Regions from separate parts of the Mus musculus genome. Here all the other regions are linked to region 1. Evidence: chromatin loops called from intact Hi-C (ENCODE). Cell type or tissue: left cerebral cortex. All regions are shown on one strand. Links, peaks and the distances in the headings refer to the core of each region. The heading gives the core; the rest is flanking DNA.

What was found. Peaks named below come from ENCODE experiments on the same cell type or tissue, not always from the same donor. Only the 100,000 strongest peaks of a DNase experiment are listed, where the experiment ranks them.
Region 2: a loop joins it to region 1, with 1.8 times the contacts of the local background. A loop is called at or near these places in 4 of 42 quality-filtered maps.
Region 3: a loop joins it to region 1, with 1.9 times the contacts of the local background. A loop is called at or near these places in 4 of 42 quality-filtered maps.

Annotation. Positions count from the first base shown.
Region 1 is chr16:29,939,317-29,950,051 of GRCm38, reverse strand. No RefSeq gene overlaps it. Among named protein-coding and RNA genes, the nearest start is that of Gm32796, 28 kb to the left of the region's middle. In left cerebral cortex, for the core only: no CTCF peak of the experiment used is centred there; DNase peaks (open chromatin) are centred at 2,123, 3,733, 4,402 and 5,887; H3K4me3 peaks cover 809 bases; H3K27ac peaks cover 1,140 bases.
Region 2 is chr16:29,844,920-29,855,654 of GRCm38, reverse strand. It overlaps Gm32679 (a long non-coding RNA gene), which reads left to right and starts at 5,733. Exons shown (of 4, transcript XR_875997.2): 1 at 5,733-6,105; 2 at 7,868-7,983. In left cerebral cortex, for the core only: a CTCF peak has its summit at 6,926; no DNase peak of the experiment used is centred there.
Region 3 is chr16:29,832,565-29,843,299 of GRCm38, reverse strand. It overlaps Gm32679 (a long non-coding RNA gene), which reads left to right. Exons shown (of 4, transcript XR_875997.2): 3 at 8,641-8,731. Among named protein-coding and RNA genes, the nearest start is that of Gm32679, 12 kb to the left of the region's middle. In left cerebral cortex, for the core only: a CTCF peak has its summit at 4,533 (motif pointing left); DNase peaks (open chromatin) are centred at 994, 1,807, 3,888 and 5,878; H3K4me3 peaks cover 919 bases; H3K27ac peaks cover 468 bases.

The DNA of each region.
Region 1 (10,735 bases), core at 1,740-9,739:
TTATGGGGCAGTGGTATTTCCTCTTCACAGATTAGGAAAACTCAGGCTCAGCGTTTCCTTATCTTCCAGAGCAGGAATCCTTTATTGTTATTGTTATTATTATTATTAATTATTATTATTTCATGTGCACTTGTGTTTTGCCTGCACATATTTCTGTGTGAGGGTGTGAGTTACAGACAGTTGTGAGCTGCCATGTGGATGCTGACAGTTGAACCCAGGTCCTCTGGAAGAGCAGCCACTGCTCTTAACCACTGAGCCATCTCTCCAGCTCTCCAGAGCAGGAATTTTCACTTTTTTTTTTTTTTTTTTTTTTTTTTTTGGTTTTTTGAGGCAGGGTTTCTCTGTATAGCCCTGGCTGTCCTGGAACTCACTTTGTAGACCAGGCTGGCCTTGAACTCAGAAATCCTCAGCCTCCCGAGTGCTGGGATTAAAGGCGTGTGCCGCCATGCCCGGCTTCTTCTTCTTCTTTTTTTTTTTTTTTTTTTAAGATGTATTTATTTATTTTTATTTTATGTATATGAGTACACTGTAGCTGTACAGATGGTTGTGAGCCACCATGTGGTTGCTGGGATTTGAACTCAGGACCTTTGACAGAACAGTCAGTGCTCTTACCCCCTGAGCCATCTCACCAGCCCCAGAGCAGGAATTCTTAACAAGATCCCTGAGGCTTCAGGTGACAGGATTCCGGAGATCTGCCAAGGCAGGTAGGTCATTGATTTGTCCTTGGGTACAGAGTGGGTGTGATTTTTTTCCTCTACAGAATTCTGTGACTGTCAAAGATTTCCAAGCCACTACAATGGCTCCCCTATTCTTGTAATTAGTAATACAACTAATTAGTAAGTATTATGTTTGGATATGAATCCCCCTGCCCCCTGGCTTATGTGTGGAAAGCTTGCTATCCAGCCTGGTGGGCTTAGTCATTTGAGAATTTACTGAATTCTGAGGCCTTTGACTAATGAGTGGATTAATCCATACTTGATGGATTCATACTATGATGGCATTTTCGGGAGGCACAGCCTCGTTGGAGAAAGCACGTGCCCTGGATAGAGATACCATTGCCCTAACCTTTCCAGTTTCCCTTTGCTCCCTTATATTCACCATGTGAGCAGCCTTTCCTTCCCTGTGCCCTTCGGCCATGATGCTTCTGCCTTGGCATACGCTTAAAGCAATGCAGTCAGCTGACCGTGGTCTGAAACCCCTGAAACCAAACCAAACAACCTAACCAAAATAAGACGAAAACTTTCCTCCTTGTAAGTGGTTTCTGACCAGCATCTTATCACAGTGTTGAAACAGCTAACACAGCAAGTTGGGTCCCTGATGATGTTCAAGCCTACATTTTGATGTGTTTTCTTTGATTGCTATACTGGCTAGTTTTGTGTCAACTTGACACAGCTGGAGTTATCTCAGAGGAAGGAGCTTCAGTTGAGGAAATGCCTCCATGAGATCCAACTGTAAGGCATTTTCTCAATTAGTGATCAAGGGGGAAAGGCCCCTTGTGGGTGGGACCATCCCTGGGTTGGTAGTCTTGGGTTCTATAAGAGAGCAGGCTGAGCAAGCCAGGGGAAGGGAGCCAGTAAAGAACATCCCTCCATGGCCTCTGCATCAGTTCCTGCTTTCTGACCTGCTTGAGTTCCAGTCCTGACTTCCTTCAGTGATGAACAGCAGTATGGAAGTGTAAGCCGAATAAACCCTTTCCTCCCCAACTTGTTTCTTGGTCATGATGTTTCTGCAGGAATAGAAACCCTGACTAAGACAATTGCCAACCTTTATAATACTAGGCAAAATCAGATGCAAGAACAATTTTTGGGAAAAAAAATGTTCACATATTTCCTTACCTATCTCTATTCTGGAAAGTTGAAAGTCTTGCTTCATCTCAAATACTCCTCCCCACTCCACCCCCATGTACAGCAGAGTCACTGTAATGCAGAGTGGGAAGAAACCTCTAAAGTCTTCCAGCTGCACAGATAGAGAAACTGAGGCGCAGATGCTAAGTCAGTGCCCGAGTCCTGCCCAAGGCTTGTTCCTTATTAAGGACTCAACTCCAACCATGATCAGAACCTCTTGCCAATATTTCTCAACAAATGACAGTACAATGTGACTCATTTTTGACATTATGTAAATGAAGGAAACAAGACTGAGTGCCCTTCTGTCCAGAGAGCAGGAAATGAAGGCTGTCTGGGGCCGCATGTTCCCAGGGACATACTGTGTCACAAATGGGGTCTAGAAGAAGCAGGTCTTTGTTCATGGCCGACTTCACTGAGTTCCTCTCCTCAGCCGTGACTAGCAGGATTGGCACCCGACCCATTCTTCCAGCATCAGCCAGAGGCCACTTAGGTTGTCCTCTGCCACCAGAGGCTGCCCCCTCCCCCAGAGTCTGCCCCCACTGAAAGCAGCATTAGTGCTCTCTGGAATAGATGTTTCAAGCCAATCGGTGCCTCCCTCCCATAGGAAGCAAAGCCATTTGCCACAACGGAGCTTATACTTTTGCTCAGAGAAGTGCTGAGTTGAGGCTGTTAGAGATTATTGGGCTTTTATATTTTAGCTCCCCCAGCCCCCGCCACAGAGTAACAGCAGTTCCTGTGAGGGACAGTCTTGTGCTCACCTCAAGCAGGGATTGGTTATGGAGTCTCTCCCAGCTCTGGCTTCTTTCAATTAGGCAAAGCAGTGTTTTTCATCAGAGTTAACTATGGTGAGACAGTCCAGAAATGGAAGAGTGTAGAAGAATGATAGTGTTTTCCAGAGACTAGGCAAGCTGGGGGAGCTATTAGAGAGCATCAGACACATAAGGAAACTCTGGCCCAGGGAGAAGCAAAGGCGGGGAGACCACAGAGCCAGGTGGCTGCAGCTGGACCAGAAAGCCTGAGAACTGGGCATTAGTGCTGAGCTGGCACACGTTGTGCCAAACACCTGTCTTTCTAGACGACTTCATAAGCCTGATGCAGACCACAAGCGTGTTTTCAAGAGGTACCATTGGCTAACGTAGAGACCCACCAAGAAAAAAAAATGTCAAGGACTGGGGGCTGGAGAGAGGGCTTAGGACTTGAGAGTTCACACTGCTCTTGCAGAGGGCCTGAGTTCAGTTCCCAGCACCCATAGAGGCAGCTCATAACCATCTGTAGCTCCCGACGATGCCTTGGTCTGGGACTCACGTGCACATATATACATACAGACAGGCGTGCATATGCATAATTTAAAATTAAAAATAAAGTTAAAAACATTTTTTAAGGACTGAAGGATAAAAGATGTTGAATAATTTATCGGAAGCCTTTGAACACACTCTCCCGGGGCGGGGGATGAGGCGGGAAGGCCCCCTTCCTTCCCTATCCACCAGAATCTTTACTGTTCCTTCGCCTGAGTCAACTGGACACGGTCGAGCTTAGCCCCCTGCGCTTCTCCTAGGGTTTGACCGGAACAGGCTATCTAAGCAGAAGGGACCCCTTCCCTGGATCACCTGCCATCAGAGACTTTCAAGCCTTTCTTCGCCCCTCCCTTCCCGGCTCCAGCCGGGGTGTTGTGCAAGAGCCAGAGGAATTTGTGATAATGGAGCCACATGCCCAGGCTCAACCCAGGCCCAAGGAACTTGACCTGAAGCAGGAGGGTAAGCAAGAACACTCCTAGCTCCCAGGCCAGAAGGGTGGCCGGCAGCCACAAGGAAACTCCTAGTGGTCCTGAATGCTGCCAAGGAGGGGGAGGCTTGCCTTCTTATTTATAGCATTGCGATTGCAGGGGCTGGGATGGGGGGAGCTCGGATCCCTCTTGAGCTTGGCGCATGATTCATTTCTCCTCGGGAGCTGCGGGCCGAGGCAGGGCGTGCGCTCTGGCAGCCTCCGGCCAGCCGCACACTCGGGCCTGCTCGTTTATTTATGGTGCTTTATCAGGGGCTGTGCACCGCGGCGATAAAGTTTATGAAAAGAGGCGGCGTCTCCGGCGGCGGGCTGGGCCCCGGCGCTCCTTTCCCACACTGATTAGGATCAGCCGGGACTTTGGAAGCGGCAGTTAAGGATCAGGGTGCCTGGAGCTGGCTCGCCTTCCTGCCGCGCCCAGCCTGGCCGGCTGCTGGCCCGCGTGGGTGGGAGGGCCGCGCTGTGACCTGGCACGGGGCAGGAGCAGGGCAGCCTGGAAAATCCAGCGTCCAGATCCCAGCTGAAGCCGTAGAAAGGGGCTCAGGAGCCATTTCTCTTCTGAATTTGGCAACTCCGACCCTGTGGGTTTTTGTTTTGTTTTGTTTTGTTTTGTTTTGTTTTTTACTTTTCCAGTTCCCAGTTCTTTTCGTGTGTGTTTATTCTCCCGGTGCATTTGGGCCCATCCCTTAAGAAGACTAAGTCTCTGCAGCGAGAATATCTTTAATCGCTTCAGAGATAAATTCAGAATTACTAGCTCCGGTCTGGGGCCTCTCAGAGTCGCAAAGGGTGGATTACAGAGTAACTGCAGCCTAGGGTTATAAGGCTCCAAAGCAGGCACCGAGGCTGGCACTTGCCTCGGTCTTACTGACTTCCTTAATTTGTGGTGACCTCAGGGAGGTGACAGTCCTAGCCAGAACATTTCACTGTGTGATAAAATGACTCAGAAAGGCAGGGGCTGAACTTCAACTGGACTTTAGAGGCAGGAAGTGCAGCTCAGTGGTAGGGTCCTGGCTCAGGGTTTGATTCCTACACACAAACATACACACACACACACACACACACACACACACACACACACACACTAACCTAAATAAATAGAATCAGAGCCCACTCACTTAACGTCTGGATTTCCCTTCCTTCCTAGCACCGAGAACGGTGAACAGGACAATTATCCTGCCTGAGAAGGTCACTGAGGTATTATGGTCTTGAAAACAGGGGTCATGTGTCTTCATGTGTCAGCCTGACTGGTTTAGAATCACCTAGGAGATTGGATGGCTGGGGCTTATGAGGATGCTTCCAGGGCGGCTTACCTAAAGAGGGAAGGCCCACCCTGAATGTTAGCAGCACCCTCCTATGGTCTGGGGGCCTGGACTGAGTATGAAGAAGAAGCAAGCTAAACACTAGCGTTCATCTTTGTTCCTTCACTGAGATGGCCATGCCTTCCATGGACTGATGGCATTCCTTCAAAGCAGGAGCCCAAGTGAACCTTGCTTCCTTAAGCTGCTTTTACTAGGTAGTACATCACGGCACAGAGAAATATAGCTAACACAAGTAGATGTTCGCTAGACATGGTGGTGGGAAGGTAGGTGTTTCAGACAGAACAAGCCCTTCATAAAATTGACTCTCGGGGACAAGCTGTGTTCACCTTCTGCTTCTCTAAGGAGTGGGAGGGCAGAAGGCCAGCGACTCTGAGTTCTGTGACGACAGGGTTGCCTTCATAGACTACTTCCTTGCCCTGGAACCTTCGGCTTGCAACTGCTGAAATTCTAGCACCTCAGAAGTCTGACAACCATCTGATCTCTTCCTCTGATTCCTCCCAGACTCAGTCTTTGTCTCCCTAAAATCAAACCTGCCTTGGGGCTGTGTTACTAGACGGAGTAAAGTCCTCCCCTTCATACTTGCTTTGACCCAAGCCTGGCTTGCTATTGTATACACAAGGGGTGTTTGGTAACTGTGGTTGATGAATACATAGGTATGTGTGTCATGGGGGGCTGGCTCATCTCACAGGTGTCATATTTATCCCTTCATGGATTTCAAGACCAGACAGGCAAAAAAAAAAAAAAAAAGGGTCATCTGTGTCCCCACCAGGGAAGGCCTAGACCACTCTGCCAAGAGAACACAAAGACTAGAACAAGCCTAGCAACCAGGCTGGCTGAGCCTAAGCAACCCAAGCTGCTAGCCCTTCAAATCCCTCCAGACAAGAAACAGGATTAGTCCCAGGGCCTGGACCTAGAGACGAGTCAACAAACGGAAGTCATGTTGCCCTAGTTATGGGGGAGAGCATTGTGTGGGCTGTGAGCCAGGCCAGTCATTGCGCAAGCCATTTTGAGTACAGCAAGCCAGTCGATGGAGCCAGGACATGCTGGACATCTGATCCTACGGGGTCCAGCATCAGCAAAAGGCACTTTCTAGGCCTGTTGCTTAGGGGGTTAGGTTTGTATATTGTTCTTTGCTTTAATTTTTTTAAACTAGATTTTTTTTGAAGATTAATTGGAAGAGTAATATATAAATATACTTTCAAAAGTAGAATTAGGGGCTAAAGAGGTGGCTCAGCAGTTAAGAGCACTGGCTGCTCTTCCAGAGGACCTGTATTAATTCCCAGCAACCACATGGTGGCTCGTAATTGTCTGTAGCTCCAGTTTCAGGACACCTTGATGCCTTCATTTGACTCCTGTGAATATCAGGCCTGAACAAGGTGTACAGACATACTTGCAGGCAAAAGATTCATAAAATAAAACGAGGAGTCAGTTTTGACTGGATAGGAGTCAAGGTCAAAACAAAACAAAATAAAATAATCCAGTACTTGGGAGGCAGAGGCAGGCCTTGTGATCACTATGAGGTCAAGGACAGCTAGGTTGGTCTATGTAGCAAGTTCTGGGTCAGCCAGGACTACAGAGTGAGACCCTGTCTCAAACCATGAGCCAAAGCAGCCGTACAAAGAAAATTCTATGCCCAGTCACATACTGCTTAATTAATTATCTTCCTCCAAGGCACAAGTTCTCATCATTGAGAATGTCTTTGGAGCTCAGAATGAAGCCTAGTTGGTAGGCAAGCCTAGGCTATGTGAGACACCTCTCTCTCTCAATTCTTTTTTTAAAAGATTGAATATCTTGTATTTATATGATGATCCTAAAGGTTGTTACGAAGTGGATTCATTTGTAGGCAACGTTTACATGGTGATGTGGAGATGAGAATTACAGTCCGTTGGTTTTGAGAATCGCAGATTTAGTCTTTCACGTTCCGAACGATGTTAGGTACTAAGACAGTGTGGAGTCCTATGTTCCCGACCTCTTCCTTACTACATAGGCAAGGCATGGTTGAAGCAAGGACAGTTGAAGAAAGATCCAAGGAGAAGTCACAGTTGGCCCCCCAGCTTGGATAGATACTGTGAAGCCATTTTAATAAGTGTCAATAGACTGTCAGGATGGCTCACAGGATGGTAACTGATAGAGATACAGTAATTCATTGGTGGGTAGGTGCTCAGGGAAGTATTTACACATGTTCTGTGGTTACTCCGCTGTGTTACATTTGGGGGAGGAGGAGTCATAGAGATGAGCAGCAGAATCAGAGAGTCCGCACGTAAGATCAAGGAGAGGCGACTCTGTCCAGCCTCTGTGCAACCAGCATCATCAAGTCTAGAGAAGGAAAGGCCCAAGAGGCTTAGTGTTGAAGCCCATACCAAAGTGAAGAGGCTTAGTGTTGAGCTCACTAAAAGTAAGCTCACTTTTCTTAGGTTCTCAAATACCAATGACCCTCCAGGGGTACTGTACCCCATGGCCTTCTTAAAGGAAAGGCTTGCTAGGGCCAAGCATCCCTGGGGCCTGATCCTACGGGACTGTCTAGCCACTTGTGACCCTGTCTTTTTTCCCTACTGTGTGATGGTCCCGTATCAGAGCTCCAAGCTCTGTGCTCTGCTTCACATGAGATCTTGCTACATAGTCTTTCCAATTCTTTCTCATGGTCTCATTGCTCCCAGAAGTCCAAAGCTCATGTGATGGAAGGATCCTGAAACCAGTCTCGTATCCCAGCATCTAGACCGTCTTCCTGGATTAACTGGGGCTCTGTCTTCTGTCCCACAATACAGGCTTCTTCCCTGGAGATCAGGGCCTCTCACGCAGCTGTCAGACATGCTCAGACATGTCAGACCCCAGCTCAAGTTCAGCCTCGGCTCTGGATTTACCCTAATAATAACCACAAGTGTTCAGACGTTTTGACAAAAAGATTTTAATGAATTGTTCTACAATGAAAACCAAGTAGGAGTCTCTGGGTACCGACTGACACGGAAGGGTTTTAGTGAGAGAAGAAGGCTTTCTCTTTTCCCTCCGTCCATCCTTTTTAGCTTTCTTATTTTCTTTCTTTCTCTCTCTTTTCCTTTCTTCCTTTCTTTCTTTCCTCCCTTTCTTTCTTTCTTTCTTTCTTTCTTTCTTTCTTTCTTTCTTTCTTTCTCTTTCTCTCTCTTTTTTCCTCCCTCCCTCTTTCCTTTCTTTCCTCCTTTCTTTTTTTCTCTTTCTTTCTTCCTTTCTTCCTTCCTTCCTTTCTCTTTCTTTCTTTCTTTCTTTCTTTCTTTCTTTCTTTCTTTCTTTCTTTCTCCCTTCCTTCCTTCCTTCCTTCCTTCCTTCCTTCCTTCCTTTCTCTCTCTCACCCTCCCTCCCCCTTTCTCTCTCTCCCTCCCTCCTTTCTCTCTCTCTCCCTCCCTCCTTTCTCTCTTTCTTTCTTTTTTCTTTCTTTCTCTCTCTCTTCCTTCCTTCCTTCCTTTCTCTCTCTCCCTCCCTCCCTCCTTTCTCTCTCTCCCTCCCTCCCCTTTCTGTCTCTCCCTCCTTTCTTTCTCTCTCCCTCCCTCCCTCCTTTCTCTCTCTCTCTCTCTCTCTCTTTCTTTCTTTCTCTCTCTCTCTCTCTCTCTCTCTCTCTCTCTCTCTTTCTTTCTTTCTTTCTTTCTTTCTTTCTCTTCATCTTTCTTTCTTCTTTTCAGTAGTTCTAGAGATTGAACTGAACCTAAGGTCTCATGCCTGCCAGGTACTGAGCTGTGCTCCTAGCACATCTTCTTCCTTTCCCCCCTTTGTTTTTGACACAGATTCCCACCGAGTTGCCCAGGTTGGCTTTGAACTCACTCTGTAGCCCAGACAGCCCTGAACTTGTGTTCCTCCTGAATCAGCCTCCCAAGTAGCTGGGATTATAGACTTGTGCCACCAGAACAGCCAAAGCATCATAAGGCAAGTGTCTCCTCCGGTGGAATCTAGCATTTTCTTGCTATCAGAGTGAGTTCAGCCTTTGGGGCTCCTGGAGTGAACCAAGGTATTCCAATTTTAAAATAGAATATTCCTGGTCCTTTCCTTAATTCAAGCCACATGAGTGTTCCATGGAGGGTTTTTTTCTCCCACACATTTTTTTTCCTTATGTCTTAAACCTTTACACCTGCAGGCAACAAAACTAATGAACAAGCAGTAAACAGATATGAATGAGGAAGGCTGGAAATTACCTTGGCTTGATGCTCTTTTTAAAGAACATGTGTTTGAGGTTTTATGTGGCTGACCCACAATGCAGACATCTTTTCTGTTCATAGTAGGGAGAGAATCAGATCACTGTTCCCAGGTGTTTCTTCGTGATTTGGAAAGCACGGTGACTTTTATTTCTCTGTCACCCAGGAGCACACTTGAATGGTATATTGTAGGCTAGGTGTGGGGGGCTGACTTCCCTCCCCTCCCCTCCTAACTCTGCTGTTTGCACCATGGCCCGGACTGACTCTCCACCTCTGCCAGGCTAAAGATAACTTCTCCATCTGGGATATTAGCCACAGGCTAAATTTATTCTCAGGGGTGAGTTGGGGCTACCCTGACCTGTGACTCTGTGCAAGCACTAGGGACACTCAGCTCTAAGGCAATTCGAGGGGTCGGATGGAAGGAGAAGAGGGGATGAAAGAAACAGAGAGGCATTATTGAAAAGCTGCCAAAAAAAGACTTCAGAGAAAGAGGGACGCACCCATGACACACTGTGATTTGAGAGTAAGCCTTGTGAGCCTGAAGGATTTGACTGCTCCTGGCAAAGAGTTCTTCACTGTCGGTTACAACGTTACTGTAACACAACCCCAGAAGGAAAAGCCCAGTGTTAATCAGGGCTCAAGAAGTCAGTGGACTTGATGTACAGAATAGGGTATTTAATTTTATGATGTGGCTATGGGTTACATGGGAGACTAATAAAAGAACTCCATAAAATGTGGCTTGCAGCAATGGGATTCTAGCTTCTGCCAGAGGGGCAGCTCGGCTTAGAAGTGGTTTCAGACGGGAGCTGCTCTTCGGCTGGTATGTGCACATGTGGTCATTCTGGTTCCGAAACTATTGCAACCCTTCTGTGGCCATCAAGGAACTACTGCTCTCAGCTTCCCTGAGACCTGCCCTGCTGCCCCAAGCTGTCCAGCCCTCACCCCTGATACAAAGCAGAGCACATTCAGACCCGGCCCTATATACTATGTCTCTAATGTTACCTCTCTCTTGAGAGGCTAATATCTCTGCCCTTTAAATATCACCGGTCCCACAAAAGCATCTCTTCCTGGGGCTAGGCCTTCCAGATAGATGCCTGTGGGACAGATGGAGGACACAGGTCCACAAGCCTCTCCTGTACTAATTCCCCAGCATCTACATGCTTTCCTCAGGACTGCTGCATGGGCACACCCAATCTTTCCCTTGGATCGTTACTTGGCAATCTTGAAGGGAACCTTAATAGGCCTAGAGATGACCTCAGGGCAGAGGAACGCTTTGGAAGAAGCGGACAACTTTACATAATGTTGCCTAACCGAGGTTGTCATACAGTTGGAACCAGAAGGACACTGGCAGAACCTTGGGCTCTCTCTACAGCCAATACAGTCCTTTCTATGTCACCATCTCGGGAGACTAACAACTCCTTCCGGGCCACACCCATTGCCACAGACCATAGATCCTTAAAAAGAAATCTTCTGTGTGAACCTACAGGGCCCACAGATCTCTACAAAGAACCTTGAAGCGTGAGCCCTTCTGTTGAAAGGAAATCTCCCCGTGCAACTTGAACTTCAGTCTCCATGCCAGCCAGATAGAATTGTTGCAAGCCCCAGGATGGCTGTAACACAGCAGAGCTGTCTATTA
Region 2 (10,735 bases), core at 2,596-10,595, 95 kb after region 1:
AGAAATGAGCTGCTTAGCGTGTTCCTTTGTAGCTGGCCCCCACGCCTTTGGATCTACCTGTTTTCAGGATGCCTTTGGGCAGCCATAATGAAAGGATATTTTCCTATACGGTATGGAGGCTAGTCTCCTCACAACAGCTTGGCAAGGAGAAGAATAAAATCTATTTTACATCTCCTGAATGACTCTAATTGGGTTTTGAAGACCAAACAATTCCCTTCAGTACAGCTGGGGCTTTGGGTAGCCCCAAACCAATTAACTCAAATTATATAATTTCCCCCCACCCCCACCCCTGCTCCCTAAACTTGACTTGCCTAGTTAGCAGTGAGGGGAATTAGTTCAGATGCCTCTGCTGCCTGGCACAATGAGCGAACTCAGCTGTGGGCCAGCCAGAAGCATCTTGCCTGTGGAAAGGAATAAAGGCACACTCGAGTTGAGTGGCCGTGTCCTTGGTATGGCTCTCTCCTCCTTCTACAGTGTAATTCCAAATTTGGCATAAATATATTAATGGATTATGGGAGAGAGGAAAACATCCGAGCCTTTGAATGGGAGCAAGCAAGCTTGCTCTTGGAAATGTGCAAGGCTCATTACGGCACCTAGATTTGTGAGGTGGCGGCCAGAGCCATGGGAACTGTCTGAGGAGGACTCTTAGCAGGTGTGCGCCTGCACTCCAGTGGTTGTTTGAAGGCACAGGCGTGATATTGAGAGTAGATTTCCTCTTTCTTCTTGTGTGATTTGAGATTGAGATGAGAATAAGAGAAATGATAAAATCCTGTGACAATTCTAAGTATGGATCTATCTTCCATATTATACCATTATTTACTTGTTTTATGTATGTGAGTACACCATCACTGCCTTCAGACATACCAGAAGAGTGCATTGGATCCCATTACAGATGGTTGTGAGCCACCATGTGGTTGCTGGGAATTGAACTCAGGACCTCTGGAAGAATAGTCAGTGCTTTTAACCACTGAGCCATCTCTCCAGGCCTATCTTCCATATTAAAAGTACAATGATCTTAAAGTCAGAACAAGAGTCTGACTGTAGGCCGAAAATCTTTTGCAAATTTTGTTACAAACAGCTCAATCCCCTCCCCTATTTTCTATACAACATTGTGTTCTATTATCCTTTTAACAAGATCCTTGACACAAGATCCTCGTGACTCTTAATACTGGCAAGTTACATGTAAGCCTCGTCAGTTCAGTGTTAGAAAGAAAGGATCGTTGTCAGTTCCAGCATCCCAACCGTAGGTCTCTCGGGGATGCTCACACTCACAGTCTGTCTGTGAGATCCCAGCTTCTAAGTGCTGACCTTCCAGATATCAAAAGGAGAAAAGAGCAGACACCCCTCAGTGACTCTCTTCTCGTCTAAGAATATAAAATATAGTGGTGAGCTTGCCCTGGTGTTTTCTCACACATTCCTGTCTGAGCAGATGCCGCCCTGGAAACTGTTGGCTCCTTTGACTGCAAGATTCCAGCAGCCTCCTGCAGCAGGCCATGAGAATCTGGGTGCTGGGAGTTACTTTTCAGGTCTGACTGCTCATGCAGAAGAGGAAACTGAAAGAATTGTAGTCATCTCAGAAGCGAGTAGGCCATGGTCTACAGCAACTATGAATGAAATGTCATTTTGTCTTTTGTATGTGTGTATATATTTAAATACAGTTTGTGTTTCATAAAATAAATGAATATTATTGAACCTAAAGATACCTTTCTTGCTGGGTGTGGTGGCTCATGCCTTTAATCCCAGCACTCGGGAGGCAGAGGCAGGTGGATTTCTGAGTTCGAGACCAGCCTGGTCTACAAAGGGAGTTCCAGGACAGCCAGGGCTACACAGAGAAACCCTGTCTCTAAAACAAACAAACAAACAAACAAACAAACACAAAAAAATATACCTTTCTTTTTCTTGTCCCACAATGGAAATTCATCCCAACTTTAAACCTAGTTTACTCCAGTCAATCTTGAAGGCAATGTATCAGGTAAGATTTAGAATTTTCACTCTTGGTTATATGGCAGCAGTCATTGGAATACCTTCGAATGATTTTGCAGCCCTGCTTGAGCTGGAACTCACTATGCAGTCCAGGCTGGCCCTGAAGTGACTGTCTCTGTTTCCCAAGTACTGGGATTGAAGGTGTACACTACCACTCTCAACCTCCTTTTCCTTCTTCTCTCCAAGACTTTCTGAGATCAAGCTGAGGAATCGACAGGTTGCTCACTGGTTTTCTTCAAAAGCCACTAACATCAGTGTTGAGTGCATGTTTTTCCTCCCGGCCCCAAACTCCTGTAATAATGACTCTGAGACAGGAAATGTATTTACAAACACCTTAGGCATACATTTTTTTGGTTGGTTCCCCGATTAGATCATAACTTAATATCTCATTTATTCTAATGTAAGTTCTGCCACGTGGCTTCTATCTTCTTCCATGTTCTCAGGTGAAACCCCCGACCCTTCTCTCTATCCCAGAATTCCATCTCCCTACCGGATGTCTCACCTTCTATTTCTTGCCTAAGCTTATAGGCCAATCAGCATTTGATTGACAGGTGCTTCATGCATACAGTACACAAGAGATTCCCTCTACACATTAGTGTCCCAGAGGTAGAGGACCAGCTTTTCAAGGCCTTTGAAGTTACGGTACCAATGATCAAGGCTTGGGCTTCCTCTTTTGAAAGTCTCCATCTTTGGGGATGTGGGTTCCTAAATTCAGGAGCCATAGGCCCAAGGACAAGACTCAGAGTACAGCTACCAATTGAAACAGAGACAGTAGATTTTCAAATTTAAATTCTGAAAAAAGAGCTGGAGAGATGGCTCAGCAGTTAAGAGCACTGACTGCTCTTCTAGACGTCCTGAACTCAATTCCCAGCAACCACATGGTGGCTTACAACCATCTGTAATAGAATCCAAAGCCCTCTTCTGGTGTGTCTGAAGACAGCTACAGTGTACTCACATACATAAAATAAATAAATGAATAAATCTATAAAAAAAATCTAAAGAGAATGTTAAAAATGATTTGACTTCTTTCTTGGGAAAGAAATGGGGGAGCCATGGCAGACTAGAAATGAAACTGACTTGTTCAAGGTCAAGTGTTGACATAATGGTACATCCTGTATGGGGTTTGGTTCTTTTGACTTAACTGAAGATGATCTTTGGCAGCCAATGCCTCTTACATCTTAATGCCAAAAACACATCAGTTACTTTTCTGACTTCTGGCTTGGGGATGGTAGGGGAACGCTCTGACCTACTGGTTGCACTTCATCCCCCTGCCTCTCCCTAGATAAATTTGCCATTTGTGTCGGGAATAGAATGTGGGAAGTCAGGTGGAGCCGGAATAACACTTCTCCCCTTTGGATGCAAATCTTCCAGATGTGTTTATGCATCATAGCTGCTTCCACTTCTGAACCTTGGCTGCCACTCCTGTCTGGGGAATCCTCCCTGAAAATCAAAGCATGGGGATGGTTTATTTTGGAAGTATCTTGAAAAGGATAATGTTTGACCGCTCTCCTCCGTGCCTTTCCCTCTATGAGCCTTGTGTAATGATCCAGAGACAATCAATTGGACACTGCATTTTAAAGATAAGGACGGGGATTTTACTTCTGAGTAACCCGGTGACCCCAATCAATCTCTGTCTTACAAACCCTCTGAAGATTTGATGCTCCACTCCGCAATCCAGGGCAGCTTCCGAGGACGGCAACAGATGTTGCAATCCAAACACCTTTATTAACTATTTATCTTCAGATGTGTATCAAGGACCTCTTGGCCAACAGGAGTAGTAGATAGCCCCTTCAATGAGGAACCTTCGCTTTCATCTTCAAGCCGTTTCCCTCTGTAATCCCTTTGAGAAGGAATAAAAGTCGCTGACAATATTTAGCTCCTTTAAAAGTCTGTCTTTCTGAAAAGCAGATGTTGTCTACCCAGTGAAAATGTGCCTGGTAAGTGGCATGTCACACACAGACACACAGACACACAGACACACACACACACACACACATAGACACACACACACATAGACACACACACACACACACACACACACACACACACACACACCATTGTAAAAAGCATCAGATAAGCACAGGGTAGGCAGTTAACAAAAGTGGAGATTTCACTGTTCAACTTTTTTTTTTTTATGAAATCGATAATTGTATTTCATTTGCCAGACTTCGGCCTCCGTCGAACGAGAACTTTAAGGCTATAAAGAGTGATCCTTCCCACCTACCTGCTTTACAAGACTGTCAGGAGGATTATAAATGATGCCAGGGGTAATTGAAGCCCTGGGAATGAGACACAAGGCCAAAATATTTGAAGCAGGACTCGGTGTAATCCTCCGTAATTGAACTCATCAAGGCTTTGTTCTCTAGAGAGCTCTCCCCGGCAGTTTAGTGGGGTTGTTCCTTGGACAGAAAATAAACTATTGTGGGTCAAGGGGGACGGTGTTCTCCTTCCCTGGTTTAACTCACTGACCAAACAGGCTAACTCTCTCATCCTGGAATGAGTAGGCCTTGTCTTCAAGTACAGGAGGTTTCACTGGGGGTAGGGGTAGAGGTGGGGGTGAGAGTGGATGAGGTAGGGGGATGGGGAGGGGGGTGGTAAAGTGTCAACCTCTGAGTGTCCTCCCTGCTATTTGTCTTCAGTTGGCTAAGCATGTGACCATTTCACTTCTGGCTTTCCTTCCAACCTACCCAGGCCCAAGTAGGATAAAGAGGACTCTAGCATTACTGAGCACAGTGTGTGACAAGACCTTAAACTGGGGACACTTCTGTGTGGTTGGCTGTCCTTTTCGTACAATTAAATTGTTGCTAACTTCCCAGTGCCTTGCCTTACTTGCTGCCACAGCATGGACACTCAGACAAAGGGTCACAGGGTCACACCAAAGAATGGGGGTGGAGCGTGGGGCGGGCAGAAGCAGAAACAGGGAAATCATGAGTTCAGACTCATCTTGGGGCTTTTAGTGAGTTCAAGACCAGATTGCTCTGCACAATAAGACCCTGTCTGTCTCAAGCAAAACAAAACAAAACAAAACAACACATGTTGAGGGTGCAGTTCAGTGGTAAAGCGCTTGCCTTACCTAGACAAGGCCTTGGGTTCGATTCCCAGAGTCCCCTTCCTTCAAAGACTTAAAGAGTGGAGATCTGTGGATGAGGGACTGTATGCAAGCTTTTCACAGATTGGAGCTAAAAGTTAGCCTGTGAGAATGAGTCTAGTTACCCATTTCCTTTTCCTGGTGAATTAATAAGTTTTTTTTATTTGAATACCTGTCCAAGGAAAGTTCTGTACAACTACATTTAATAAAGTGTTATTTAAGTTATAAATCTATCATGTGTTTTGTGTATATGTTTATTAGGGTATTTGTTTTGGGGACAGGATCTCACTGTGTTGTGCCCATGCCCTGTAACTCACTATGTAGACTACACTGGCCTCGAACTCACAGAGATCTGCATGCTGGTGCCTCCTGAGTGCTAGGATTAAAGGTGTGGGCCACCATGCCCAGCCCTACCTTGTGCTTTTAGATATTGAAAATGAACACTCGTGGAACTCTCAAGTTCATATATGATTTGAAGTGCTACAAAATTAATATTCATTAATCCTTAATTTGATGCATCCCAGCTTCTACTAATAAACAAATTCTGACTAGCCCTGAAAAAGGATTAAATTATCTTTGCATTACTTCTGTTAAAAAAAAAATAGTATACCAAAGTCATTGGTACACTAAGAAGCAATCAAAAAGTGGTAAAATGTAGATTAAACGTTGTTCCATGGGTGGGAAGACTCTTAAGTCAGAGGCGAGAAAGGACTGCCTCAAAACAATGTGACCTATGTAACAAGGTGGCAGGACCTGAACTATGTAACGAGGTGGCAGGACCTGAGCAATGCACGTGTGAACTCTAGCTGGTTTTGCCCTTGCAAGACCTGCACAAGATTGGGCCTGCCAGCTTTCCATCATTGGCCAGAGAAGGGCTCATGAAACCCGCCCCTCCCTGATTGACAGGTGGTGATGTATGTGGGCGATGTTTTCTTCTTTGGTGTAAGCACTGATAATTTGCCTTTGCCCTGTAAATAACCTCCCATGCTCTTGCAGGCGAACTGATTAAGCTCCGTGGGTTACACACAAAAAAGGTATGTCAGTAAGAAGGGTGTTTGGTGGGAAGATGAGCATAAATGTGAGGATTGGTTGTGAGACAGGGTAATGGGGTGAGAAGGGTTAAAATGAATTGCATACAGGTATGAAATTGTCAAAGAGTAAAAAAAGGTAATTTTTAAAGATACGTAAAAGCTAAAAAGTATTTTTCTTCTAAAACAATTATGAAAATGCTGCTTCTACAAATTTTAAATGTCTGTAGCATTTGCTAATTTTATAAAAATTTATCTTTGTACCACATGTTCTATTTGTCATTTTTTTATATGCTCCCCCATATTTATCCGCCTCTGGGATATGGGTTGGGGTAGGTGATGTCATGCTAGAGTCTAATCCTTCATCAAAGTTTGCTTGATTAGAGGCGCGGGGTGGAGGGAGCTTGCCTTTCCCCCTTCCCTCCACACCATGTTTAAGGTCCCGAAGGCTTTAAAGCTTTCTGCTATATGGCATCTTAGGGGACCAGCCAAAGCCGCAACTCAGAGAGTGAGGTAGACCTTCGAGAGGGAGTTATCCTCAGGGAGATACTTTAAGAACTTTTGAGTCATGTGACTGGTAGGTAGGCGTTTTAAAACTATCCTATGTGAGATTGCATGGCATGCATGCAGAGAAAGTACAAGAAGCGATTGCGGCCAACCTGGAGTGTCCCGGAGCAGAGGTCAGAGGAACAGGTACCCACAATCCCTAGCACACTAAGACAGTAAAGTGCAGGACCTTAAACAAGAACTTACAAGATGGTGTGCCGACTGGGAAAGGTGAGCTGGAGACCATAAGCTGAAAAAAAAAAAAAAGTAGGCGGAGGGAACAGCGCCATCCAGAGGAAGTTAGGGAATGATTCGCGCTTGTGGGGATCGCTAGCTAAGACTGTAGGAACACTAAAATGAGCCACTCACTCTCTTGCCATCCCTGAGGTAAGGAAGGGATGGTCCCCTTACCCAGCGCGCAGAGAGATTGATAGCGCACTTGTAGGACTTCAGAGGCACATAGTGAATGCTAGCTCTTGCCACTCGAATGCAATTTTTAAAACAAACAAATAAATGACACAAATATTGGTGCAGTAAAGAAAGCCTATAATCTCAGTACTTCAGAACCCGAGGCAGGAGCAGGCTAGCCTGGCTATATAGTGGGTTTTAAGCTAGCCTGGGCTGTATAAAGAGACACTGTCAAAAAAATCAAAAGCAGGGACTCACAAGATGGCTCAGCAGGTAAGGGCACTTTCCACCAAGCCTGACAACAGGAACCCACATAGTAGAAAGAGAGATCTGGTTGCCCTGAGTCGTCTTTTAACCTTTGCATGTGTGATATTCAAACACACTAAATAAATGTAAAAAAAAAAAATTTAAAAATCTTTTAAATGAAGAATTCAGCGAGGCTGGTGTATAAGAACATGTTGGGTCAGAAGCCTACTAAGAATAAAGAGCCTGGACTAGCATGAGGAAGTGTCAGAGTGGAAGGACCACTGTTGTCTGTCAAGAAGAATTCTCCAGGCTGCCCTGGCTATGAATGGCCCTGAAAATAACGTTCTCCAGGCCCTATACAGGCATGGGGCCTAGGGGACTGGGTATTAGTAAAAGTTTCAGTTTCAGTTTTTTGTTCTGTTTTTCTTGTTCCTGTTTCTGCGTATGCTACTTAAAATGTATTTTATTTATTTATTTCTTACCTTGGGGCTAGAGTGGGCATTGTCGAGCACTAAGGGATGGCTGAACCTGTCTTTCAAAACCACTATTCCCAGTTCTCTTCCTGCAGCTAGCCATGATGAAGCAAGCGGACATGAGAGTGTGTGGAGGGAGAAAAGATGTGACCTGGGATGGAGTGAGACCTTTCAGAAGCCAACTAGCCGTCCTCAGGCGAGGCTGTGGAAGGTAATGGCCTGAACTCACTTCATCTCTGGCATCACTCCAGTACCAATCCCTGTGTGACCTTGGGTGACTTATAGTTCCTATGTGAACTGCAACTATGTCCTGAAGAGAGAGAGGACACATATGCACACAAGCACACACACACACACACACATGCGCGCACACACACATGCACACACACTCACTCATCATGTATACAGTTCACTGGGTGGGATGGTCAGAGAGACAGACAGAAAGATGGAGAGGGCAGGGCACCAAGTAGGCAAACTGTAAAGTCCCTTTCAGCTCCAAGTTTACCTGATTATCAAACAGCTTAATCTTTGCAAAACCCTTTGCAAAGGCCACAGCCAGGAGACAGTTTTTGCAACCGGTCTCCAGTGCAAGCCTTGGGGGTTATTCAAAGGGCACTGAACAGCCCCACATCAAGATAAGAGAAGGAACACCTCCAAGAGCCTCTCTCTCCCTCTGTGCTCACAGGCACCTCTGCATGTGCCCCTTGGGACTTGCTTGTTTAACCCTTATGACCCTGCACTGTTGAGTGGGGGCAGCAAGAAGCAGTTAGACTCTATGGTGCTAGTGATGACTTCCTGGCTCTGGGACAGTGGCCCTGCTGTCCCTTTGCCAGAGACCTGTGAGTTGGGATTTCAGAGTTCTGCTCAGAAGCCTTGTGACTCTATAGACTGAAAGCAAAAAGAATTTATGTCTTTGAATCTTCCACAAGTCACTTACACATACATCCATCTCAGGATAGTTTCTACATCTTAAACACTATGTTTCCCTGCAGGAAGGTCCTTCTGTTTTATAATTGGTTCTGTTTTATAATTGGAATTTTTTTTTATTGTATCCTTCCTCACCAAATTATAGGATAATCTCATTTTTAAAACTTATTTATTTGTTTTTATTTATTTTATGTGGATAGTTGTTTTGCCTGCACGCAAAACCTATCCACATAAAGGAAGAAGAGGATGCTGAGTTCCTGAAAATGGAGTTACAGATGGTTGTGGCCTGTCATGTGGGTGCTGGGAACTGCCCTTTGAGAGAGCAGCCAGTGCTCTTAACCATTGAACCATATCTCCAGCCCAGGCTAGTTTTTAGTATTTTAGTATTAATTTTAAATTTTAGTATTAGATTAAAAAGTGATCACTGGGAGATAGATATGGCTTATGTGCTTTAATTCCAGCACTTGAGAGGGAGAGAGGGAGGGGAAGGCGAAGGGGGAGGGAGAGGGAGGGAGAAGCAGATGGATCTCAGAGTTTGAAGTTAGCTTGGTATATAGAGCTGCAGGCCAAACAGGGTTGCATGATGAGAACCTGTTCCAGGAGAGAAAGAAAGAAAGAAAGAGAGAGAGAGAGAGAGAGAGAGAGAGAGAGAGAGAGAGAGAGAGAGAAAGAAAGTTGGAGTTTTTTGGTTTTTTGTTTTAAAGAAAAGAAAAGAAAAAAAGAAGAGAAGAGAAGAGAGAAGAGAAGAGAAGAGAAGAGAAGAGAAGAGAAGAGAAGAGAAGAGAAGAGAAGAGAAGAGAAGAGAAGAGAAGAGAAGGAAAGAGGGGCTGGAGAGATGGCTCAGTGATGAAGAGCCCTGGATACTCTTCCAGAGGTCCTGAGTTCAATTCCCAGCCATCACATAGACCTCACAACTGTCTGGAACTCCAGTTCCAGAGGCTCCAACACTCTTACACAGACATACATGCAGGCAAAATACCAACGCACATGAGATAACAGTAAAAACCAAGAAACGTTTTAAAAAGAAAAGAGAGTTGATTTCATTCGTAGTGAGAGGCCTGCTCCTGTGTCCCTTATCTCTGGGGGCTTTGTGTTTGTGAGATAAACTGTGGTAATAGTGACGTCAACAGGCCTTCCACCCTGCACACGCCTCTACCCACAGCTTGGAGCCATCTGCTTTAGCCTTATCTCACTCATTAAGTTTTAACCCGAGTGTGCACATGAACTCGATGTCTCAAGACACACAGCGGCTCCCTGGGGGCTATATTTAGACTGGCTTGTTCCTGGATTCCCTGTCTTACTTTTAGGGATATGATGACAATAATTTGCAGAGAAGAAAATATAAACTCTCAGGGAAACACAGCACCCCCTCGTGTGAGAGAAAATGGGGGACATGTGTAGCAGCTAGTGCTAACAGGATCTGCTAGCGGAGTGATAAAGTGGTAATGGCTGGGGGAGAGAGAGTAGAGGGGAGTCAGAGGCTCAGGACGATTCCCCTGCCTGCTGTGTAGACTGCTCCAGCAGTATTGTTCCTTGAATGGCTGTTTTCCTCCTCCTGGGGAGCGCCCCCGCCCCTCCCCCACCACATACCCAGAGCTTGTAAGCTTTGCCTTAAAGTAGGTCACAGAGAAGGGGGTGTCTTCTCTTAGTGTCAGGTCCTACAGCCACCTTCCAAGTTGTCTCCCACAATTCACCTTGTGCCCATATGTCACTCTGAGAGCACCACCCCCCAAAACCGGCCTTAATGGCTGGGACTTGATGGAGGTGGAGTGGGAGACCAGGTGCCAGGTGTCAGTGAGAAGGACCTAGAAGGAAAAGCCTGAAGTAGTCTTAGCCCTGAGTGTCAGGGCACAGTTTCTCTTTGACTACAGCAAAGCCCTTGAGACAAATATTTATCAAGGCCCCCTAGAAGCCCTGTGCTTAAGTGTGCTTCGCAGAGGAGAACAAAGAAATGTGGTCCAGGCTCAACACATCTGAGGCGGCTTCACCCACATCCAACCCGGCCCTCAGGCCCCTGACAGTCAGGGTTTCTGTTC
Region 3 (10,735 bases), core at 288-8,287, 110 kb after region 1:
AACAGCCAAAAGGTGATCACAGTCAACCTGCCACACTTCCCACATTGCCCTCCACCCTGTCCCCTGGGTGTTCCCTATAAAGATCATGTGATAAATTTTTCTACCTGTGAAGAGGACTTCCAGGATCTAGTCATCTATCAAGTATCAGTCTCTCCCCACTTTGAAGGCTCTAGCTGGTCAATTGCCACACAGTCAGTGCTTTAGAGGGAAACTGGCTTCACCTTGTTCTTATTAGTAAAACTAGTGAGTATAGTAGACTTAGCCACCCCGGACTCCAGCCATTGAACCCCCAGGACTCCAGCCAATGCTCCAGAACTCTCGCCATTGACCCCCAGGACTTCAGCTATTGGTCACCCAAGCACTCCAGCCATTGGCCACCCCAGGACTCACTTCAGTCACTGAAGACCCAGGACTCAAGCCACTAACCACCAGCTGTTGACAACCCAGGGCTCACTCCAGCCATTAGCCACTGAGAACTCTAGCCACTGACCATTCAGGACTCACTCCATCTAGTGATCACTCAGAACTCCAGCTACTAACCACTCAGGACTCCAAGCCACTGGCCACCTAGGACACACTCTAGCTATTAACCACCCAAGACTCACTTCAGCTACTGACCACTCAGGACTCCAGCCGTTGACAATGCAGGACCTCAGGACCTCACAGCCCTACACCAGTGATCTGAGGGCATTATCCTCATTATTATGAGGCTTGCCCATAAGCCAATCTGATAGGGAACATTTTCTTAGCATGGGTTCTTTCTTCCCAAATGGCTCTAGCTTGTGTCAAGTTGATCTAAAACTACCTAGCACGAGTGTTATATCAGAGTCAGGGCCTGAAGCTGTTAGATGGCACATCAAATAACTCTATTCTTAAGTTGCAAAGTAGATCACAATTGTTAAGGAGGATAATCACCAAAAATTTTCTTGCCTAAAATCAGTGGAAGATTCTGTGTCGAGACAGCGCTAGAAACATCACAGGTGCCATCTGTTCACGCAGTTTTCTTGAGAAAGGAGAACATGACAGCTACTGCAGCTGTCACAGCTTACACATGGCCACCGCAGGACACTGTCTAAGCCTGTGCCCTCCTGAGAGTATAGATGTTTATGTGCCTGAAACACAGGGGCCATCTTTGTGTTCCTACTTTAAATTGTGAAATTCTAACCATCCACATTGGAAATTTGCCTGGAATTTCAACACACCTCTGCCCCACTATCAAGCAATTCCCCTGGTAGGTGGTTGCCTCGAAAAAATGAAATCAGGTTGAATGAACTCATGGTGGACTCCTCAGGACTTTTTATGGCAGTTTTGGTCACAAAGGCTTCAACCAAATGCATCTTAGATATCCCAAAATGGATGCAGGGATCAGTAGCTAATTGTGGTACATCCATGCCATGAAATAACATCCAGACCAAACAAAGAAAAGAAGAACCCACCACTGGAGCATGCAATAACACAGGCCTCAGAAAGCACACCAAACAAAGGAAGCCGGCCAGAAAGGAGGGCACGTCACACCATTCTACTTCTGTGACACTGTAGAGGAAAACATCCAATCTGGGAATAGGAAGCCAGGTTACCGTTTGCTTTATGCTCTATGCAGACAGAGGGACACAAGGATAGAGAATGAAGAAAACTCCCAGGGTGGTAGAAATGTTTCTGACTGGGTGCTAGATCACATGGGCACATTCATTTGTCAAACTTCACTGAGCATTTAAGGTCTGAATGTTTTACTTTGTGCAAACCTGTAGGAGGGTGGCAGGTTTAAGCAAGATTTTAGCTGTAGAAAGGAAGGTATAACATCAGCCATCCAGGCAGGGAGAGACTAGGTGGGTACAGAGCAGTTAAGCACTAGAGTGAGTTTGCAGAGTGTATCCAGGTCCAGCCAGGGCTTGGGAGAGCTGTCTTCCCACTAATCCTAATGGCCAGGGCCAGCCAGCATCTTGTGCTCCATGCCAGCACTGAGCTGTCACCATGGGTCTGACCACAGCTGCTTTAATAGCAGGTTGGGAGAGCCATTTCCTCTCGGCCATACGGCCACATCACAGCCGCTGGCAGCTCTCTCTGGCCTTCTTCCCTCCACCGCTGACTGCCTTGTGGAGTTCACTGAAGAGCTTTCCCTCTCTTCTTCCCCAGACACCCTTCTAGGATATTTCTGGACCCCCTCTGCCCTTTACATTACCTGAACTCTATGGATGATCAACTCTGGATCCTTGGAATTTGGGGGACAGCTTTCCTGGGCCACGTAAAAATCCCTTCTTGTTTTTCAAGTCCATCTCTGTTTTTTTTTTTTTTTTCTCAACCAAATTGTCAAATCAGATCTCTCCAGATGCCAGCATTTGGTAATAAGTTGCCAGACTGGATGCTCTTCCGAAACAGTATTTTGCTCACATTTTTTTTTTCATCTATTCAAATGCTATCTTAGCCTCTCACCAATTTCGTCACTAAAATGTAGTTTCCCAAATGTCAAGTTTGTCCTATTGAACACCAGCACCAAGCTCTAAGCCTCTTGGAGAACACACAGCTTATTATCTAGTTTTCTTGTCTGTAAGTCACAAGAAAACCTTTTTCATAAGCATAAGGTGACTAGATGAAGCCTTCCCCTTACTGTGATGTTTATATTTTCAATGTTAAAATGAAATCTCTGAGACACCAGACACATGGCACCCAGATGAAGCCTGGTTATCTGGATGTGGGGCCACGGGTGCAGTTCAAGGAAGTTTTGGTCACATGCAGCACGCTATAGCCTGGAAATGTGTATCTGCCACAGGGAGACCCCCAGCCCCAAGCTTGCTTCCCTCTTCTTCTCCTCTGACCCCAGCAACCTATGATCCCCTTTGGTGGAAAACCCAGAAATACAGTTCACCTAGGGTGTCTTGTACTGCTGCTAGAACTAACTCTTCTCAGGGGTCTCCCCTTAGGTGGGCCCACTGATGGAGAAAGGGGGAAGCAAGGTAGCAGGACGTTGGGCCCCTGGCCACCTAGTTCTTTAACCAGAGCCGGGGCCCTTTGATCTGTTTCCTATCTGGAGGGAGCTTCCATGTAAACCTATCAAGATCATGGATTACTGCTGCCACCTCCCCTGGTATTATGCCCAGCACCATCTGATCCTCCAGACGGACACACGAAGGTAGGCTGTCCCTCGCAGAGCTGAATCATGAGAAGTAATCTGCCTGACTATCAGTAAGCATTACTACCTGCGAGTCAGACTGGTAGGGAAGATGGTATCTGGGCTAATTTAGCTCTTGTCTCCCTCTCTCCTTCCTTCCCTCTCACTCCTTCTCTCCTTCCCCCTCTCCTTCCTTCCTCCCTCCCTCCCTCCCTCCCTTCCTTCCTTCCTGCTTTCCCTCCTTTCCTCTGGACCCATTCTGGTGTCTTGCCTGGACCAGACCTTCCTGTGGTAGTAAATTCCTTTCACACTTTTGAGTTGTTTCAAAGTGCATTCAGGAGGTGTGCGCGCCTTCCCTCTGGTCTAGACACAATTACAGTAGTCAGAGGAACTGGGCCTGTCTGAGACTCTCACTTGAGTCCACCTGGGCCCATCTGCTGCCGTCGTAAATCTACAGGGAGCCAAAGGTGACTGCCAGAGGGGGCTGCTGCAAGCTTTTCTTGCTACCAGTTGCTCCGAGTCGCCTCTGCCAGGCCCGAGAAGCGCTGACTCAGCAGAACCAGGCTGCCTCTTGGAGACACGGGGCAGGGTGCGAATTTAAAAGCACAGTGCAAGCCTACCACAGAGCAAACGCAGAACAAAAGGTTAATTCCACGGATAAACAGCTCTCGGTGGCGCTCGACCGAGCGTCTGGTTCCCATTTCGCGGTGCCATTCTGCCAGATGCTCTCTCTGCTCACACATCCTGCTAAGGCTGAGATGAAATACAAAACCAGAAAGCTGCAAGCGTTGCTGGCAGCACAGGGTGGCAACATGCGGGGACACAGAAACCTTGGGAAGTGTCTTAGCTGTTCGCAGACCGCACTACCGCAACTGGCAAGTGGGGGCGGGGCGCTTAGATAAGCTAGTAGAGCCTTACTTGCTCAGACTGCTCAGTCTGAGGAATTTTTTTTTTTTTTTTTTTTTTTTTAAAGAAAACGTGAATGCGAACGTCAATAGAGGGGGCATGGATCTCTTCACCATTCCTCGGGTGCACTGATGAAATTTAAGAGATTCAGGCCAGCTGGGCGTGGTGGGGCGCGTCTTTGATACTAGCACTTGGTTGGCAGAGAGAGGAGGATCTCTGTGAGTTCGAGTCCAGCCTGGTTTACAAAGTGAGTCCAGGACAGCCAGAGCTGGTTATACAGAGAAACTCTGTCTCAAACAAACAAACAAACAAAAACGAACAAAAGATGAAAGCCATATGTAGTGACTCTTGCCTGGACAGCCAGGACTTAGGAAGTAGGGGCAGAAAGATCAGGAATTCAAGGTCAGGCTGGTGAGATGGCTCAGCAGGTAAGAGCACTGACTGCTCTTCCGAAGGTCCTGAGTTCAAATCCCAGCAACCACATGGTGGCTCACAGCCATCCATAATGAGATCTGACGCCCTCTTCTGGTGTGTCTCAAGACAGCTACAGTGTACTTACAAATAATGATAAATAAATCTTTGGGCTGGAATGAGCAGGGCTGGAGCCAGCTGGGTCAAAGCGAGTAGAGGTCCTGAGTTCACAAACATCTGTACAGCTACAGTGTACTCATATACATAAAATAAATAAATAAATAAATAAATCTTTAAAAAAAAAAAGTTCAAAGTCGTTGGAGACCTTGTCTCAAAACAAAAAAGTGGAACGGAAGCAAAAGAGTCACGCGAGGCTCGGTCCGCTTTCCCCAGACTAGGAGATCTAGATTCTTTTCTTGTATATCTTCCTTTGTGTAATGTATTATTACAAGTGCCCATTAGTCCCCCTATGAGCAGGCAGGAAGGACGATTCACCATCTTAGGCATTGACTGCATCCTGTATGAAGAGCATCGTGGACCCTCATGTTTCCTTAGCAAAGGACCCAGACTTGATTAACTTTAAATATTCTATAAGACATTAAATGTAAGTTTGCAAATGCACCACGGAGAGTCGTCTATTTGTGTTTTCTGTCCCTGAATCCCAGAGGTGGCTCCTGTCTCTTCCCATCTGGAAAGTGAATATGCTGTCCTGGATGCTTTGCTGTCCACAGACAGAAGAAGGGACTGGGCCCTGAGGTATTCTCCATCTTGTTGAACACTGTGTCCAATTGCATTGTCCAAAGCAGCAGGTAGCGGTGAAAGGCCTGTAGGCCCCCATTGTGACCGCCTTGGCTGCAGGTGAAAGGTCAGGTCTCAGGCAAGACTCTGACCCTTAACTTTTTTGTGACGACTGTCACAAGGTAGATTAATCAGATTTATGGCATTAAGCTCTAGCAATATCTTTATCCCCTCAGCTCTTTTTCTCCAGCAAAACTCTGTTGGGAAGGACGCAAAAAAAAAAAAAAAAAAAAAAAAATCTGATGAAGCGCGAGCAGTGTTTTTGGTTTATCTCTCACAGTCTTTATTACAAATTGGAAAGTATCGGTCGTGTAGAGGGAGGCCAGGCAGCCCCTTCCTTCAAACAGGGCTTTTATAAGTTCCAGCAAACTGTCCTGGCCCTCAATCAAATGCTCCTTACTGCGGGGACAATGGCGAGGCCAGGGTTCGCTGGTGCCGGTGAGTTTCTTGATGTGGGGCAGACCCTTCTTACTTGACCAGAACAAGCCAGCAATGTCCATAATTAGGACGCTTTGGGCTCATCCCGAGCAGCCCAAGCAGTTGTGGGGCCTGAACGGGACTCAGAGGGGCAGGTGGTCTGCTAGGGGCATAAACAGAGAAGCCCGCAGCTTCAAAGCTCGCAGCAGGCGTGGGAAGGCAGGAGACTGCTGACGTCACAGGGGCTTTTCATCCAGCCTCGCAGGAGAGCACCAACTTCCTGCTGATAGAAATTTGTCCGCAATTTTTTTTCTCATTCAGAAGTGACGGGATCCAGGAGACACTGGCTAGATATGATGACTTGATTAAGACTTGTATAGGCGACCCACATGCCTGGGAACTGGCCAAGAGGGAGCAGGCATCAGCCCGCTCCAGGCTTTCACCAGGAAAGCTGACAGACTGCAGCTAGCAGGTTTCTCCACTCTGGGCTGTGAGGCTGTCAACATTCTGGACTCAGTGGCCCTCTGCGTTGCACCTGTGATTTTGGTATAGCTCTGAAGAGAAAAAGAAAATAACACGGGACTATTTTCCCCATAGTAATTTGCAGTGTGAAGGCAGATCACACAGACTGGACAATTATTTCCTAAGCATCTATTGTGCTCTGAGCCCTGAGCACGCTCTCTAAGATGACATGAGGCTGGATACCAGAGTGGAGGTGGGGAATGTTCATTACGTCTGGGCCAATCGTGTTGCTAAAAGGAAGATCAGTAAGATACAAAGCCTGATTTTGGGGGGGGGGGGGGGGGGCAGATACACTACAGTTGTATTTCATATCTGAGTGTAAATATCCCTCCCACCTTTTAGCTAGAGCAATAGTAGTAGAACTTTGTGACAGTGTTATCATAGGACTAAGTGAAATAATGTCCATCAAATATACAGCAATATGCCTTTAATAAGAATTTAATAAATGCCAATTGCTTTTATAATTATAATGATTATTTATTAAGCACTGACAGCCACAATAGTGCTATGTGCTACGTGGGCAGGGACACCAGCTCCATCCTGTAAGTGAAGAATTTGAGTTCATGGAAGTGAAGTTCTTTGTCCAGTCCAGGATTACACTGCAGGCAGTGGCAGATGGAAGCACCTTAGGCTCCCAAGGTAGCATGAAGACAGAGCTAAGTGTGTAGTGTTTGCCCCAGCAAGAAATAAACATTGTATGGAGCCTCTAAGATTTGGGGGTGATTTGTTATAGTTGTTTAGCTTTCCCTAATGTGGCCAAATGGCAGGCTCACCTTCATATCTTGAGTAAGAGAATATCAGAGGCCAAAAAAGCCCTGAAATAGCAGGGCTCCTGGTCTTTGGGGGGGGGGGGCGGGGGGGAGAGAAACTCCACAAAAAATGGAGACATGACTAGACCATCTTGTCTGCTGGGATTCACTTAGGTTGGTCCCACACGCACACCCCCAGGTTACTTTGAGGTTTTCGTCACTGTCGGTTTTGTGTACACACACACACACACACACACAGCTCTTCTTCATTTGCATCATGACAGAGACCAATTGTTTGCTGTAACTCTTACTGTTTGGAAACAGAAGGTAAGAATTCAGGGTGACAAGGAGTATCTAGGATAGAAGAAAAGATAAACCCGGGAGCCAACAAATCCAACATTGTAATAAATGGTGGCTTTAATCTCTCATTCTACTGCCAAGATTGCCACTGGTCTCCATGGTGTCTTCAGTCCCAGCCTCTACATACCATTCCAGTTACCTAGGCATGCGAGCATTCCCACATTTACTTCTCTCTCTCTCTCTCTCTCTCTCTCTCTCTCTCTCTCTCTCTCTCTGTGTGTGTGTGTGTGTGTGTGTGTGTGTGTGTGTGTGTGTGTGTGTGTGTGTGTCAGGGAAGAATAGAGGGGAGAGGTACACATGCCTGTGGCTAGAGGTTGGCATTGGGTGTCCTCCTCAGTTGCTCCCCACCTTATTTTTCAAGACAGGCTCTCTCACTGAATCTGGGGGTCACCTATTGGACTAGTCCAGTTGTCCAGCAAGCTCCAGAGGCCCCTCCATCTCTGCCTTCTTGGCCCTGAGATTACACACATGCCTTGCTATAGCCAGCTAAGTTCCAGACCTCCTGCCCGAACAGCATAAACTTACTGAATGAACACCCAGGGTCTCCCTAGGCCCTCAGTTTTGAATGCTCTATCAATCCTACTGGGTTCTTCTGCCTACTTCTCCAGAACCCTAGTTTCCATCCTTGCCATCATATCTGTAGGCTATCTCCTCCAAAGTTTGCAGTCCTGGACATAGTCCAGCATTTCTGAGTCTTTGCCTCCTACTACTCAGTGGGGACCAAGCCCCTGTGCATGTCTGGCAGCACCTGGGTTATAGACCCCCCACCTAGGCCTGGCATTTGCCTACCTTGATCTGAAAGAGACCAGAAACAGGATTTCCATGGGAAAGACAGGAAATAAAATGATAACCTCTCAACTTAAAAAAAAAAAAAAAAAAAAAGAAAAAGCTAAATAATGCCCAGTGTTTGTTTGGGTAAATAATCAAAACAAAACAAAACAAAAACCCAACAACCAGCCAAACAAACCAACCCTTTTCTTGGAGTGTGCTGGCATTACCTTTCACAGATTCACGTGTCCATACACTGGGCTCCCACGGCCATCATTTGCATAGGTAGGAGTGTGGTGGTGCGGTTTCCTGTTGTCTTTATGCTGATGTTCAATCTCCTCTTCTCCCCTCACCCCACCAATTATTGAATGCCTTTTTAAAAAAAAGAAAGAAAGAAGGAATCCCCTAACCCAGCAGATGTGTGCGAGCTGTTTGATCTTGGGGCTGAATAGGAACCAAGGTTCTGAGGCTTAGATTATGGTGCAAAAGAGGGGGAAAAAATCTTAAGGGGAACTCTATGAAGGCGGAAGTTTTAGCTTTGATCTCCCTCATTGAGTTTTGCTGCCGGGGTGTGTTTATATCTATTTCTATTTATCTTTTTAGCTCTGAAATTCCGTGCTGCTGTGTCTGCCTTTTGTAACACAACAGAAGGGAGTTTTGTCTAGTTCCGTGCAAGCGATTTAAGTCACTTAAGGTAAGAGTTTAATTTCTCTGGGAAACCAGAAGAAGCCTACAACATAATTTATGGATATCTTTTCCTTTAAAGGATTTTAAAAATAATTGGGGCCACTTTATTTCAAACCAAATGGAAAGAGGCCTATTAAAAAGCAGAGAGGCCTCATTCCAGACAAGGTCTGACTTACCATTCAATTCCTCATTTGCACATCTTCCTCACTAAAGAAAACCCAGACCCTAGGAAGCGTTCTGACCTGCGCAATTTAGAAGAGAGAAATTAAAGTGCATTTATTTATAGCTAAATCCTGTTTCAGAATTTTCCCCAAAGGGGGCTTCTTCAGCTCAGAAAATTGAGTAAGTCTGAGAGTTAACTTGAGAAGGCTTAGAAGGCACCTTCCGTATGGTGGCATTGTGTAATGTCATAGAGATAACCAGTGTGACGGGCTGGAGACTTAGTTCCTACAGCAGGTGGAATGGTGGCTTTTCAGTGTGATACGAACACACCCATCCCCCTCCCGATACTGTTTGCTTGTTTCATTTCAGTTTGAAGATTGCCACAAGTTCTCAGTTACTCTGTGCATTTATCTTCCTGCCCATGCTTTATATGCATTTTTCAGTTAATTTCCCAAGTCAGAGGTCATACGAGTATAACCCAGTGACTGAGCATTTGCCTGCTATGAGCCCCAGGCACGGGGCTCTGGGTTCATCATGGCAAAGAAAAATCAAAGGAACAAAATACATACATGTACAATATTTAATATACATCCAACCAATCAATCAATCAATCAATCTATAGTTATTAAACTTACTATGTCGCAGAGACTTTGCTTCTACACTTAGAATCTTCTGAGGGAAAAGCAGATTTATTTTGTACCTCAAATCAGAAAGTAGCAAAAATTGCTAACGGGTACTCACAGTAGAGCCGTTTTCAGAGTTTGTATTATTTAGCGTTTTTTGAAGTATTTATTCAGCACTAGCGGAATAAAAGCACAATGCTAAGCACTGGTGAGAGGTGGGGGAATAAATCATGGACCAACTGTGCTTTCTAAATGGCGCGGGAGTCGTAATAGACACTGCAGTCGCTGTTAATGAGCAGGGGAGTATGTGGGTGGAGGGGGCACACAACGCAGAAGACAGAGTCCCCGGGCTGAGGAGAGGCTGGGCCTTGCAGTGGGAACTGCACCGTCAGTCTTTGAGTTGTAGGGACTGACTTCCTGAGGGTTTGGAAGAGACTACCACCATTTTCTGCTAAAAGCAGGCCCTGTTGAGGAAATAGGATTTCTAAGAAAGTCTGGATGGAGCCTGGTGGTGGGATAGACCCCTTTAATCTCAGAGGCAGGTAGATCTTTGAGTTTAAGACTAGCCTGGTCTATAGAGTGAGTTCCAGGATAACCAGGGCTACACAGAGTAACTGTCTCAAAAACAAACAAGTAAACACACACACACACACACACACACACACACACACACACACACAAGTATGGATGGACCCATACCTACCACACACCAACAGGACTTTTCAAAGCTTTGAGTCTGTTGTACTTTTGCCCCACCCCCACTCCTGGAAAGACATTAGCATGTCCTGTGCTGACCATTGACTTCCTGACAAGATGTGCTGGCCCCAGAGATAAATGTGTCATGGGCTCCTATTTACTTACTTACTATGATCCTGGGATTAAAGGGGGTCATTACACGTGCTCAGTAAGCATTCTTCCACTGAGCTTCACCCTTGGCCCCTTGGTGTCTATTTAAGCCACCCTGGTTCAACTCTCTTAATGGAGTCTCACTTTCCTTGGTTGGGGTCAGTGTGGGACTAACAACAAGGTATTAGCCCCACTTCAACTGGTGTTGAGACACTTGACAAGATTTTCGTGTGTTGGATGTCTTTCTTGACCAAGTGGTCTTTAGATATATACCTTTTGATAGTTTCCTTTTAAAATGAGTTAGCTAAAAATAAGTTAGAATAAAAAAATAATGGTATCTATTTAACCATCCATGCCTCTTTGAATACTCAGTCACATTA